Linked DNA regions of Homo sapiens: region 2 is linked to region 1. Evidence: chromatin contacts called from ENCODE Hi-C or POLR2A ChIA-PET data. All regions are on one chromosome and are shown on one strand. The core of a region is the stretch at or near the end of the contact, and the rest is flanking DNA. Distances in the headings are between cores, read along the strand shown.

The links. Hi-C counts contacts between places; a loop is a spot of excess contacts on that map. ChIA-PET counts read pairs that join two places held with the same protein, here RNA polymerase II (POLR2A). Pooled maps may share reads with other maps.
Region 2: a loop to region 1 is called in a map of GM12878, with 2.6 times the contacts of the local background. The contact joins two enhancer-like sites. A Hi-C loop is called at or near these places in 16 of 168 maps with a recorded cell type or tissue (CD4-positive, alpha-beta T cell, CD4-positive, alpha-beta memory T cell, CD8-positive, alpha-beta T cell and 12 more), 1 of 37 single-sample maps with no recorded cell type and 15 of 50 pooled maps. POLR2A ChIA-PET finds 5 or more read pairs at or near these places in 19 of 52 experiments (AG04450, CD4-positive, alpha-beta T cell, GM12878 and 14 more).

What each region holds. Positions count from the first base shown.
Region 1 is chr17:46,142,516-46,149,160 of GRCh38, forward strand. All of the region lies in intron 2 of KANSL1 (KAT8 regulatory NSL complex subunit 1), which reads right to left. Among named protein-coding and RNA genes, the nearest start is that of KANSL1, 48 kb to the right of the region's middle. RefSeq lists a silencer at 1,314-1,514 and enhancers at 6,092-6,593, 6,594-6,645. Within about 2 kb of position 3,721, at least 3 of the 41 ENCODE cell types and tissues checked have a DNase peak (open chromatin) inside an H3K27ac peak, as active enhancers do.
Region 2 is chr17:46,096,990-46,104,276 of GRCh38, forward strand. The region is part of intron 2 of KANSL1 (KAT8 regulatory NSL complex subunit 1); the gene reads right to left. Among named protein-coding and RNA genes, the nearest start is that of KANSL1, 93 kb to the right of the region's middle. Within about 2 kb of position 4,287, at least 4 of the 41 ENCODE cell types and tissues checked have a DNase peak (open chromatin) inside an H3K27ac peak, as active enhancers do.

The sequences.
Region 1 (6,645 bases), core at 2,471-4,970:
TGAGGACCACTTGAGTCCTGGAGGTTGAAGCTGCAGCAAGCTACGACTATGCCACTGCACTCTAGCCTGGGCAACAGAGCAAGACTGCAGACTGTATCAAAACAAAACAAAACAAAACATTACAACATATGAGAATGTTCAACTTCACTAATACTTTCCCAATGCAAATTTAAGTAAAGATAGTATTTTTTATTTATCAGTTTAGCAAATATTTTTAAAGGATCCTCCATGCTAATTGGAGTGTGGTTAAACAAAAAACCTGCTTGTTACACTGCTGGTATGACTACAACTGGGAACCTTTTGGAAAGCAACCTAACAAGATATATCTGTAGTCTTCTGAATTGTTCACACTCTCTTTTATTCTTAGATTCATACAATATAAATAAATACAAAAAGCAAAGCCTATGTGCACAAACAGCAAGCATCAGAAAGTCCATGAAAAGAATAGTACAAGTATATAGTAAAGGAATTAACTTATACTTTGCTTTTCAAACTATGTTCAATCCAATAGATTTCTAAATATGGCAAGTTTCTAAAAATCCAACTCCTTAAGTACACTGTAAAGACATTTATGCACACAGCTAAAATATACTCAAACTAAGAAGTCCTCAAAGGCCGTAAGATACACTAAAAATATAATACCTCCCAGTGAAATAAAGGGAAAAGCAGAAGTCAGGTGAGAATATTTACATATATGTACCCATTCAGCAGTTCTGTAGAAGTCATTATCTTCTTTGGGAGGCCGAGGCAGGTGGATCACCTGAAGTCAGGAGTTCAAGACCAGCCTGGCCAACATGGTGAAACCCCGTCTCTACTAAATACACCAAAATTAGCCAGGTGTGGTGGCAGGCGCCTATAATCCCAGCTACTCAGAAAGCTGAGGCAGGAAAATCGCTTGAACCCGCGAGACAGAGGTTGCAGTGAGCTGAGATCACGCCATTGTGCTCCAGCCTGGGCAACAAGAGCAAAACTTCGTCTCAAAAAATAAATAAATAAATAAATAAAAAGGCCGGGCACAGTGGCTCACGCCTGTAATCCCAGCACTTTGGGAGGCCGAGACGGGTAGATCACGAGGTCAGGAGATTGAGGCCATCCTGGTTAACACGGTGAAACCCTGTCTCTAGTAAAAATACAAAAAATTAGCCGGGCGTTGTGGCGGGCGCCTGTAGTCCCAGCTACTCAGGAGGCTGAGGCAGGAGAATGGCGTGAACCCAGGAGGCAGAGCTTGCAGTGAGCCGAGATCACGCCACTGCCCTCCAGCCTGGGCGACAGAGCGAGACTCCATCTCAAAAAAAAAAAAAAAAAAAAAAAAAGAAGTTGTTATCTTCCCAGTAGAAGAGATGAGAAAATTTGAGGTCCAGATTGGTTGAGTGATATCCGAGGACCACAGAGCTAGTAAAATTATGGAGCTAGAACTTGAAGTCTGATTCCAAATCACATGTTTCCTATGCTACCCCAAACAAAGGGAGTATTTTCTACAGTGGCATTACAACAGACCAAGTAACAGCAGAGGTAAAACAAGTTTCACATGTCTGTGGCTCTTTGTTTTTTACAAGTTTTTATTACTTTGTCATGGGGGGGAAAACGAAAAATTATAATTAGGTCAAGGAAAGATATAACTATACTACTACTATCATTCTGAAGGAAGGGAAGGTATACCTTCTAAGTCCTGCATAGTTTAAAAATTCCCATTACTTGCGAGACCAGGTGAGACTGCACAGTTCTAGACTTCCTATCGTGTGCCAAAACTCTAGGGATAATCAAAAAATGTTTGTTGAATGAACGCTAATTTAAAATAGAAAAAGAAATTCCAGATTTCCTCCTCAGTACAAGAGGCCTGCAACAACAAACTTCTGAAATACCAGCAGTCTACTAATTGCATATTCAAATTTAAACCACAGAAAGTTGAATCAACTCTGCCAATTTCTGGGACTCTCTAAATGAACTCTTAATACAAAAATACATACTCAGGCTCAGCATTTTTTCTAATCATTTACAAAAGTAAAAGGACGTCAGGACAAGTTCTGGTGAAATTTTATAAACAGCCATGAATTGCAGCTGTAGACTGCCAGATACATAACCTGTATATGACAGGGGGTACCACGTGGAAATTAGAGACATCCCCCTTCACCAAAAAGATTATATCCAGGGGATACTACATAATAAAAAAAAAATCTGAAAAATGTAATGGGATTAAGATCCTTTAGAATAGGCTAGTAGTGATGATTTTGCTTTTTCAGTCCCCTCCTCACAAACAAATGATGATGACACTGCCCTTAGCTTTCTATGTGCAAAGACAGTATTAACCTTCCCAGGCCAAACTTACGACTACACCTTTTCCACACGAAATGCAAGGCATTTCTAACTCCCCAGATTACCTCACATTCGTTGGATGCCACACAATAGATTATAAAGTATCAAGATATATATTAATTTTTAAAAGTTCACCAGGAGTTGGATATTCTAAACTGGGTTTCTGATTCTTAACAGTGAGAATGAAGTCAAGCTCCTTATTTGGTGGTTAGAGGAGAGGATTTGGCCAGAAATAATTCTTTTAGGATTGACAGACAAGTACTACTTAAGTTCTATCATCTCATCCAAAAACTTGCTTCTTATATTCTGCTTTTAACCCGATCTACACAATGAAAAGCCACGGAGACTAGTTTTGCATGAAAGCAAAGGACTTTTCTAATATGACTTCAGAGCATGCCATGCTTTAAAGTCCATGTTCAACCACTTACTATCATTTTCCAACTCACTCTCTATGGGCCCATCCCATATTTCAACTACAGGTATACCTCCTGGCCCTTTCTATTTCATAAGCTTCTTTGGAAGACAAATCTACTGATTTATGCAATAAACTTTCTACCTCTACTTAACCAATTTGATAATTTAATAGCTGGAGATAATTCTAAATTCCCCAAACCTTAATCAAGAATTTTGGAAAAAAAGAGCTATCTAGAACAGTTATCTTCCTGAAAACACTGTTGTGCTAAACTGAAACACAGCCTTTTCTCAAGAGCTAAGCAGCTACTTGGGTCTACATTTTAATGCACTAAATAATTTTATAAGATCATGTTTGAAACCAAAAAACCCAAAAAGGATTGTCAAGCTAGGTCAGCTTACAAAACCCCTTCTGTTATGAACTAGGAAATCAAACAACAAAACATAAGCTCTAGGAAATGAGCATGGAGGTGCTCCATCCATACTAGCTTTTCCTTGTTTTTTTCTTGAGAGGAGTGACTCTCTGTCACCCAGGCTGGAGTGTAGTGATGCAATCCTGGTTCACTCCAACCTCCACCTCCTGAGTTCAAGGGATTCTCCTGCCTCAGCCTCCCGAGTAGCTGGGATTACAGGCGTCGACCATGACACTCAGCTATTTTTTGTATTTTTAGTAGAGACAGGGTTTCACCATGTTGGCTAGGCTGGTCTCAAATTCCTGACCTCAAGTGATCCTCCCACCTTGGCCCCCTCAAAGTGCTGGGATTACAGGTGTGAGCCACCGTGCCAGCCCATACTAGCTTTTCTGAAGCCTCTTTACTCATTCTTTTGTTCTCTACTCTAGCAGCTAAAGACATCTCCTAAAGAAACAACTAGTGTGCCTCCATACAACCCCTCAGTAAGCACTCAGTATTGAGACTAAACTGTGAAAAGCACTAAAATAAATGCATCATTCATCTATGACCTTCTGAGAATACCACCACCTCATATTTGAATAGACGTCTAGTTTTCATGAGAACTTTCACGCACTCATTTGATCCTCTTTAAAAACCACAGGAAACAGGGCAAGCCATCTTATCAGCTCTATTTACAGAGAGGGAAATCAATTTGAAAAGGTTACATAGCTTAATCAAGGTCACAAAGTGACTGACTGGCCAAGCTGGTACTCAGTCTTATGATAGTCCAGGGCTCTTTCCTCTACACTGATCCTAAATTGAAAAAAAAAATTTTTTTTGGACTGCTCCTGCAAGGTAGGGCTACCCCATAGGCAGAGAGTAGCTGAAAAATTCTGTATGTGTCTATCACAAGAAGTTGAGGCCGGGCGCGGTGGCTCACGCCTGTAATCCCAGCACTTTGGGAGGCCGAAGCCGGCGGATCACGAGGTCAGGAGATCGAGACCATCCCAGCTAAAACGGTGAAACCCCGTCTCTACTAAAAATACAAAAAATTAGCCGGGCGTAGTGGCGGGCGCCTGTAGTCCCAGCTACTTGGGAGGCTGAGGCAGGAGAATGGCGTGAACCCGGGAGGCGGAGCTTGCAGTGAGCCGAGATCCCGCCACTGCACTCCAGCCTGGGCGACAGAGCGAGACTCCGTCTCAAAAAAAAAAAAAAAAAAAAAAAAAGAAGTTGACAGGCCTAAAAGGTTTCACATTTAGATGTTTCTTTTTTTGGAAAAGGTGAAGATCTGGCTGGGCACAGTGGTGCACATCCTTAGGTAGTTCCAGCTACACAGGAGGCTGAGGCAGAAGAACTGCTTGAGCCCAGCCTGAGCAACACAGTGAGACTCCATCACTAAAAATAAGTAAATAAATAAATCACATAAAAAATAAAAAATTTTAAAAGGGGGTAAAGAGCCAATGAATTGACTAAGAAATGTGTTGTTTCAAATCAGAATGACCTTGAAAAGCCATAGTACTTGCATGCAAAAATATGATCCGATTTAAAAAGTCAATATGCTTAAAATACAACAGAAAAATCAACCAATATATGTATTTCGTATTACTGGTTTAAAATTTCTGAATATGCTGTAAAGAGAAGGAGGTGAAAAACGTCAACCAGACTGGGGTGGTGGCTCATGCCTGTAAACCCAGCACTTTGGAAGGCCAAGGTGGGTGGATCACTTGAGTTCAGGAGTTCACGACCAGTGTGGGCAAGGTGGCAAGATCCTGTCTCTACAAAAAATACAAAAATTAGCCAGATGTGGTAGCATGCGCCTGTAGTGCCAGCTACTCGGGAGGCTGAGATAGAAGAATTGCTTGAGACTAGGAGGCAGAGGGTGTAGTGGGCAGAGATCATACCACTAACCCCTCCAGCCTGGGTGACAGAGTGAGACTCTTTAAAAAAAAAAAAAAAAAAAAAAAAGAGAGCGAGAGAGAAAGAGGCAGAGAGAGAGAGAAAGATCTCAACTGATAAGATACTACATAATCACATTATCTCTTGCTTGACCAACTTAACAAATATTTCAAAATGTTTATAAAAATCAAAATGGGTCAGCATTGGAAGAAGTTGTAAGTAAAATTCAGGTGTTCTCCACATGAGGCAACTGCTGTTAATAGAAGACTATATGACGGTATTTTCTCGAAGTTTGGTACAAAGATCAAAAATAGAATCACAGGCAAAACCCTTGAAAGGCTTAGGAATCTGAATTTTTAAGTACTAGGTTGTTGATGAATATAAAATTTAAAGATGTGTATTTAGGGTAGAAATAACCTTGACCTTGGTAGCTGTGGAACTTGTGTGGTTACTCGTTCTGGGCCCTGGTTTTCCCAATGGTAAAACAGAGGAGGTAGGGACACAAACGTCCTACTTCATAGAAAAGTTATAAGACTTTAAAGGCGATGGTTTATAAAAAGTAATTAGCACACAGTTTTGACACACACTAAATAATAATTAGCTACTATGGTGGAAATTTTATTTCTATTTAACACTTCTGACATTAGCAAATAGTGTACCAAACAGACATGCTTTTTACATAGTTACATGATTCTTCTCAACAACCGCTCCCCCGAAAGAAAGCAGTTTTTAAGAGGGTCACTCTCATGATTTGAAGAGAACTGGGAGAGGAGGAACATAAATCAGTTCTGTCACATTTTAAGGATTAGAATTTAAACATTAAAAACAATTTTAATATGTTCACATATATAACTATCACCTGGTTGGACCATGACAAAAACCCACCCCTAACCATAAACAAGGGTAACCTATCATTTATCAAAAACAGGAAACGTTCCTATCTCTCAAGATCAGCGCTCTGAACTAATTATTTAACATAAGGTCATTTTTACGAGTTCACATGCTGAATGGCTTACAATTAAAAGCCTCTTCTAACCCAAATCACCATCCTCCTTCACTTACCTTTTTTTTTTTTTGAGATGGGAGTCTCCCTCTGTCGCCCAGGCTGAAGTATAGTGGCACAATCTCAGATCACTGCAACCTCTACCTCCTGGGTTCAATTGATTCTCCTGCCTCAGCCTCCTGAACAGCTGGGTACAAGCACCCACCATGCCTTGCTAATTTTTTTTTGTATTTTTAGTAGCGACAGGGTTTAACCATGTTGGCCAGGCTGGTCTGGAACGCCTGATCTCAAGTAATCTGCCCACCTCGGTTTCCCAAAGTGCTGGGATTACAAGCATGAACCACCGTACCTGGCCTGTTGCTTACACTTAAAAAAAAAAAAAAAAATTCCTCCCCTCTCCCTAGACTCCTAACCTAATCAAGTTACCAAATTCAAAAAATTATTTTATCTCACCCATTCTTGCCTCTTTTTTTCTTTTTTTTTTTTTTTTGAGACGGAGTCTCGCTCTATCGCCCAGGCTGGAGTGCAGTGGCATGATCTTGGCTCACTGCAAGCTCCACCTCCCGGGTTCACGCCATTCTCCTGCCTCAGCCTCCCAAGTAGCTGGGACTACAGGCGCCCACCACTGCG
Region 2 (7,287 bases), core at 3,037-5,536, 45 kb before region 1:
CCTGACCTTTAGCCTCCCAAAGACACGAGCCACTATGCCCAGCCATGAAATTCTGTTTCTGAGAACATAAACTACACATTCCTCTGCATAAGGAAACAGGTTCACTGGAGGAGAGTCTGTAATAGATAAAAACTAATTATATTCTAATTCTGCTGAACTTGGTAAATAAACTATAATTTATTCATTTAATAGTTCTATAGTAATAAAAATAAACGACATCTGTATGTATCAACATGATTAAATCTAAGAACACAATGTTGAATGAAACAACTACAAAAAAACTAAACAAGATTAAGTACACACAAGTAGTGAAGGAATTTGATGAAATACTATCTAGCAATTTATTTACTGTATGTATCAACATGACCTAATCTCAACAATGGGGAATGCAAAAGCTGCACAAAAATAAACAAATAAACATTAATAAGGATTGTTACCAATACAGATAACTGATGAATATATTTTAAAATGCCTAAAACTGACATACAACAAATTTACAATCAAGCTCCTCATTATCTCTGGAAAGGGGATGGAGAAGTTGGATTTTAGCTCTACCTATAATGTTTGACTTCTCATGTAAAAAAACAAAGATGGAAATGTGACAACATTAACATTGTTTAAATATTACACTGGGGATACATGGTGTCTACTATATTCTGTAATCTAAATATTTCATAATCTACCACAAAACTATTTTCCCAGAAAGCAGCAGCAGTCACACAGCCCTCAGCCCCACTTCCCATCAGGATACACACACTCACTGCTAAAACTTATGACTATAGGTGAACTTGAACACAGTCTCCCATAGGGGCAAAATACAAAATGTCAAAAATAAAAAAGAACAAATCTGACCACGACAGAGTAAGACATGAATTAATACTTAATCATACCATAATAATTAAGACCAAGGGTAGTAATGGTATTTTAACTTTTGTATGGACCAAACATAAACCATTCAAACCAACCACTGTGATAATTATCAATTATGTCTCTTCTTTTAGAAAGAAAACATTTTACAGTTCCCTAATTTTGATGGAACCACTTCAAGATAAAAAGATACTTTTAAAGTACAGTTATCTGCTTCAATGTTGGCTGCAGGTCTAGCTCTACCCTAAATCCAGGAAATGATCTCAAGAGATCAATAAGAAACTAGGGATCATTCTTGAACAACAAAAATGCCCCCTACCCACAAAGAGACAAAACTAGTTAACCCTCGTATTTTATTCCCACCTTTCCTTACTTTTCAAGGCTTACCACCTTTCTATCCTGCAAAATCTTTTGGATTTATAGATTCCTTTCATTCCTAAAACTACCACCACACCAGGTCCCCATCTATCACCACTGGGCAACCCCAACAGCCTCCTTAGCTGCTCTTCCCAACACCAGTCAATCATACTACTTTTCCTCAATCAACTCCCCTCACACCTTTTTCATCCTGGCATTCTAATGTTTAAGGAACCATGCAGCTCCTTTGAAAATACAAAAGGAAAAGAAAATTACTTAAAACATTTTAGTTCGCAAGAACTTTGATAAATACACTTTTTCTTGGATATTAATGAAGGTCTTATGTCCCCTACACAGGTATTTACCTAAATAACAATACAAAGCGAGCCTCCTGATAATATGTTTTGGATAATATGGTTAATAAACTAATTAAAGAAAGGCAAGACAGCACTAAGGAATACTAACAATTCCCAATTTATGAACAAGTTTCATTTTACAAGTGTATCTGTGATGTGATGGTTTAGAACTCGAAGTGATTTCCAGGAGAAAGTTGTTACAACATTATTCTTCCATAATGCTGCTCAAACTCTCATCATCTCCAATGAAAAATGGAAAACCACAACTCAAGCGTCCAAGAAGTATCTTGTGTTCAAAATACCAGCAATATGAGCAGAAAGCTAAACTGTTATTAAGCATGAGAGGTGTACAGTTAACAAGTCTGGATAAGATATGAAGATGTTACCATACTCCAGTGGCAGAGCAGAGCACCACTAAACAGTAACACAAGAATAAGAGCTTCACATCTTTTGTTCCTTAACAAATACAAGCGGCCGGGCGCGGTGGCTCACGCTTGTAATCCCAGCACTTTGGGAGGCCGAGGCAGGCGGATCACGAGGTCAGGAGATCGAGACCATCCTGGCTAACACGGTGAAACCCCGTCTCTACTAAAAATACAAAAAAATTAGCCGGGCGTGATGGCGGGCGCCTGTAGTCCCAGCTACTCGGGAGGCTGAGGCAGGAGAATGGCGTGAACCCGGAAGGCGGAGCTTGCAGTGAGCCGAGATTGCGCCACTGCACTCTCGCCTGGGCCACAGAGCGAGACTCCGTCTCAAAAAAAAAAAAAACAAAACAAAAAAAAAACAAATACAAGCTATATAAACTCAGCTTATCAGAGGTAAAGATAGACTTCCTCCTCAATATTCGAAGTGTAAATTTATCACTCTGACAATTTACAGCTCAAAACAAGGGACACACATTGAACATTAGGGACATGTTTAATGTTATACCATACAGACTTCAGGAAAGAACACAGGACTAAGGTTGCAGAATAATACTTTAAATACAATGAGGACTTGGTTTCTAATATAGTCATTATCAATAATGAAGAAAATCACGTGGATTCTAACACTGATGAGTCAACTCATTCCTGATGCTTGTTTCTGTGCTATTAGTGAAATAACTGTTTTAACTATGTGCCTGAGTAGGACACTAGAATGCCTTAGAACGTTTGATTTTACCGTGTGCTTTATCCTAGTCCATACAAAAACATGTACTATATATACTGTAGTTATCACCTGAGTGGGAATTCTTTTCAACTCGTATTTTGCTCATTGCTTTTATAAACTTTTTATTGGTAAAAATGGCTTTGTCACCATGTGCTATACAAAAATTCATTAAAATGTTACATGATGAATTACTTTTTGGTTACCTAAATGCAGTATCAATATTTGCTTTTGTGACACCACATGAATAGTACACCTTAATGTTAACCAGCTATGTGCTAGTATTGGTTTACATAAGAAATATTTGTTGTATATAAATATTTCATTAGCTATGAACTTGTACTTTAATCGTTCTTTTTACACAGTTAGACTATTACCACAGAGAATTGAGAATGCTCTGTTGACTCTAAGAACATAGATCTTTCCTGTGTTTGTTTCACACTGCTTTTGAGCTAGGTAGTGAGTACCTGTGAATGGTTTTTTGTTGTTTTCTTCATGTGACTCAACAATTTTAAGACTTCTCATTGGTGAAATCTATGGTGAAACCCCATCTCTACTAAAAATAAAAAAAATTATCCAGACGTAGTCGCGCACGCCTGTAATCCCAGCTACATAGGAGGCTGAGGCAGGAGAATTGCTTGAATCCAGGAGGTGACGGAGGCTGCCGTGGGCCCAGACCACACGCCACTGCCCTTCAGCCTGTACAACAGAGTGAGACTCCCTCTCCCCAAAAAAAAAAAAAAAAAGCGCCCTCTATAAACACACTTAAACCATACAGTAAAAGTAATTAATTTTTTTCCTTGCAAATTCAGGGTTCAGCTTACATGTTGGCTAAAAATTAATTTTTGTTTTTAGTTCTTTAAAGTTATTAATAGTCAATGGGTTTAAAAGGGATTATCAATAGATCAACTCTTTTGTATTTATTAGATAAGTAGCACCAAAAGCTAGACATTGAACCACATGGAACACCACATGTTGACTACCAGGCCTAGTGCCTCTAATTAAGTCACCTAATTCTATTCTAAGATGGGAAATTTGTATGTCAATCCAGTAGAACAGGGCTGGTGGATTATGCTTCTCTTCCCTGATGTATTAACATAAATTTTTTTAAATCTCATTAAGGCAACAAACATGCCAGAAAAACCCGAATGGTGGTAATTTCAACTTTGATTCTGATTTCAGTCCCATCTCGATTCTTTCCTTTTAATGAAACAAAGGTTCTATTAGCCAACTAAAGTAAAATGACTGTTCACAGTGAGCTACACAGTGCTACATTCACACTGGTAGATAAATTGACAAAGGATTATGTGCTACTTCCAAGTGTGCAGGAAATCCTGAGACATCTAAGTTCTGAAATCTCCAGGTTATTTAGATAACTTTTAAAAACCAAAAGATTCAAATAAAACTGAGATCATCCCAGAGCGTACAATTGCCAGATTAACAGTTTTCAGGGTAAGAGTTAGGGTCACTGTGGGGCAGGAATGAGAAATCTTGAAATTGCTGAGTCACATGAAAAAAACAAAAACAAAAAACCACTCACAAGTACTCACTACCTAGCTCAAAAGCAGTGTGAAACAGAGGGAAGATCAGGAGACAAGTTCTCACTTTTACTTACTTTATGTGATCCTAAACATATAAATTGACCTCTGCAAATAAGAACAACATCTGCTTCACAAAGTTGTGATAGCCATACAATGATGTAATCCTAACTGCAACCTAAAATGTATGTATTAGATAAGAATAACAATTTAGTCAGCTGGGCACGGTGGCTCAGGCCTGTAATCCCAGCACTTTGGGAGGCCGAGGCAGGCAGATCACAAGATAAGGAGTCTGAGATCAGCCTGACTAACATAGTGAAACCCCGTCTCTACTAAAAATACAAAAAAAAATTAGCCGGGCTTAGTAGCACGCGCCTGTAATCCCAGCTACTCAGGAGGCTGAGGCAGGAGAATCGCTTGAACCCGGGAGGCAGAGGTTACAGTGAGTCGAGATCGTGCCACTGCTCTCCAGCCTGGGGGACAGAGCAAGACTCTGTCTACAAAAAAAAAAAAAAAAAAAAAAAAAGAAATAACAATTTAGTCATTATAACCATGGATTTAAATTCCGTATCAAAAAGGTACAAAAAAGGAAGAAAAACAGAATAAGATTAAAGAAAAACCTCTCAGATAAATTCAGGAAACAAGTGTTTTCAGTTAGCAACAAGCCATATTCTGAGAGTTTCTTGAGCTTTGAACTTTAGAGTCATCTAAAAGTTCCACTCTAAACAGAAAAATCAAAGTAGTCTATTAGAATAGACATTGCATTATCAGTGACATTACCACCAAATTTAAAAAGATGGAGGGGATAAAGCACAAGGAGAAAAAGAAGAGAACCAAACTGTCCAGAGTTAAATATCCCACATTTTAGTTGTAAAGTAAAACCCAGGAAAAAACTCGGATACATACTTCGTCTTAACCCATTCTCATCTGTCACATGACCTAGGTTGTGTCAGCTTTCTACAGATATCTGTAGTAATGTGGAACAAATGTACCAGAGCCAATACTTTTTTTTTTGAGATGGAATCTCGCTCTGTCACCCAGGCTGGAGTGCAGAGGCACGATCTCAGCTCACTGCAACCTCTGCCTCTCGGGTTCAAGTGATTTTCCTGCCTCAGCCTCCTGAGTAGCTGGGATTACAGGTGCCTGTCACCATGCCTGGCTAATTTTTGTGTTTTTAGTAGAGATGGGGTTTTGCCGTGTTGGCCAGGCTGGTCTCGAACTCCTGACCTCAAATGATCCGTCTGCCTCAGCCTCCCAAAGTGCTGCAGTTACAGGTGTGAGCCACAGCACCCAGCCCCAGAGCCAATTCTACCTAAACTGCCAATTCATCCTGACAGACCCTTGAAATTGAACACAGCACTTTTGTCTTACTACTTCAACTAGATTACCTCTAATATTTAAATGAAATTTGTGTAGTTTTGGTAGTTTATTTCAGCCAAGCATTTAGCCCACCATGAACTCACTCTATCCTTCTTCCTTCCATTTAACAAATATTTAAGCAACTATTAGTTACCAAGAATTAGACTAGGTTAGGGATGCAAAAACAAGAACTGTGGCTAAAGTTTACAATTTAATGGGGCAGATAGATGTTAATAATCAAATAATCATATAAAATATACGATAAGAGATCCTAACTATGTCAGATTTAGACTGGGGGATCTAGAAAGACTTGTGATATAAATATTTAAACAGACCTCCAAAGCATAAAATAGGACTTGGATGCACAAACTGGTAGGGCTTGGGGATGTGGAGCAGAAGACATTAGGTGGAACTGTGGTGTGTCACAAAGAAACGACATGTATACAATGGTTATGTGGTTAGAACTCCAACAGTGAACAACGAAAAGAATTCATTCAACTTGACAATGGATACAGGTAGGCAGGGCCAGGTCACACAGAACCTGGCAATCCATGTTAATCTTATAAAACAATATAAGCAATCCTCATCTTTCCTCATGCTCTTTTATTTATCTCAGACCCTGTTTGAATGAAAATTTACAAATACAAGCTAAAAGATAATAAACTCCCACAAAACCATCAACCAATTTCAACTATCAACTTTTGGCGAATCCTACCTCATCTATAACATCTATCTCCCATCCCTATGAATTATTTTTAAGCCAATTCCCAACATCACATCATCACCTCTAAATATTTCGGTATGTTTCCAAAATGTAAGGTCTTTTAAGAATATATACCAGTATATTTTATAATCTAAAAAACAATAATTCCTTAATGTTAAATATCCAGTTACTGGTTAAATTTCCTGGATTGTCTCAGTTTTCTCCAAATCAGAGTCAAATAAGATCCACACAATTCATTTACTTAATACATCACAAGCTCGTAACACGCTCCTCCTCATTTTCTTTCCTCACAATCTGTGGAAGAGACAGCACTATCTGTCCTTTAGAATTTCCTCCATTGTGGATTTTACTGACTGTGCCTTTAACACAAAGCCCATACTTCTAAACTTGATAATTTGACACCTCTAGGCTGGCCGTGCTGGCTCATGCCTGTAATCTCAGCACTTTGGGAGGCTGAGGTGGGTAGAGCATTTGAGATCAGGAGTTCAAGACCAGCCTGACCAACATGGTGAAACACTGTCTCTACTAAAAATACAAAAAAATTGGCCAGGCGTGGTGGCCTGGGCCTGTAGTTCCAGCTGCACGGGAGGCTGAGGCAGGAGAATTGCTTGAACCCAGGAGGCAGAGGTTGCAGTGAGCCAAGATCACGCCACTGCACTCTAGCCTGGGCGACAGAGTGAGACTCTGTCTCAAAAATAAACAAACAAACAAACAACCTTTAGTAGTTTGATACATTTCATTTTCTGTAGGTCAGCTGATAAATTTTTTTTGTACATTAAATTTTTACATGTTTAAGATTGAGATATGTTTTAAAATACACTCAATCTTTTAAAAATCATTTAAGGTACTTTAAACTCCTTTCAATACCCGTCAGTCAGATTTTTCATCAAACATGGTAAACATATACATATTATATACTCTGCCTAGCACAATAAAAGAA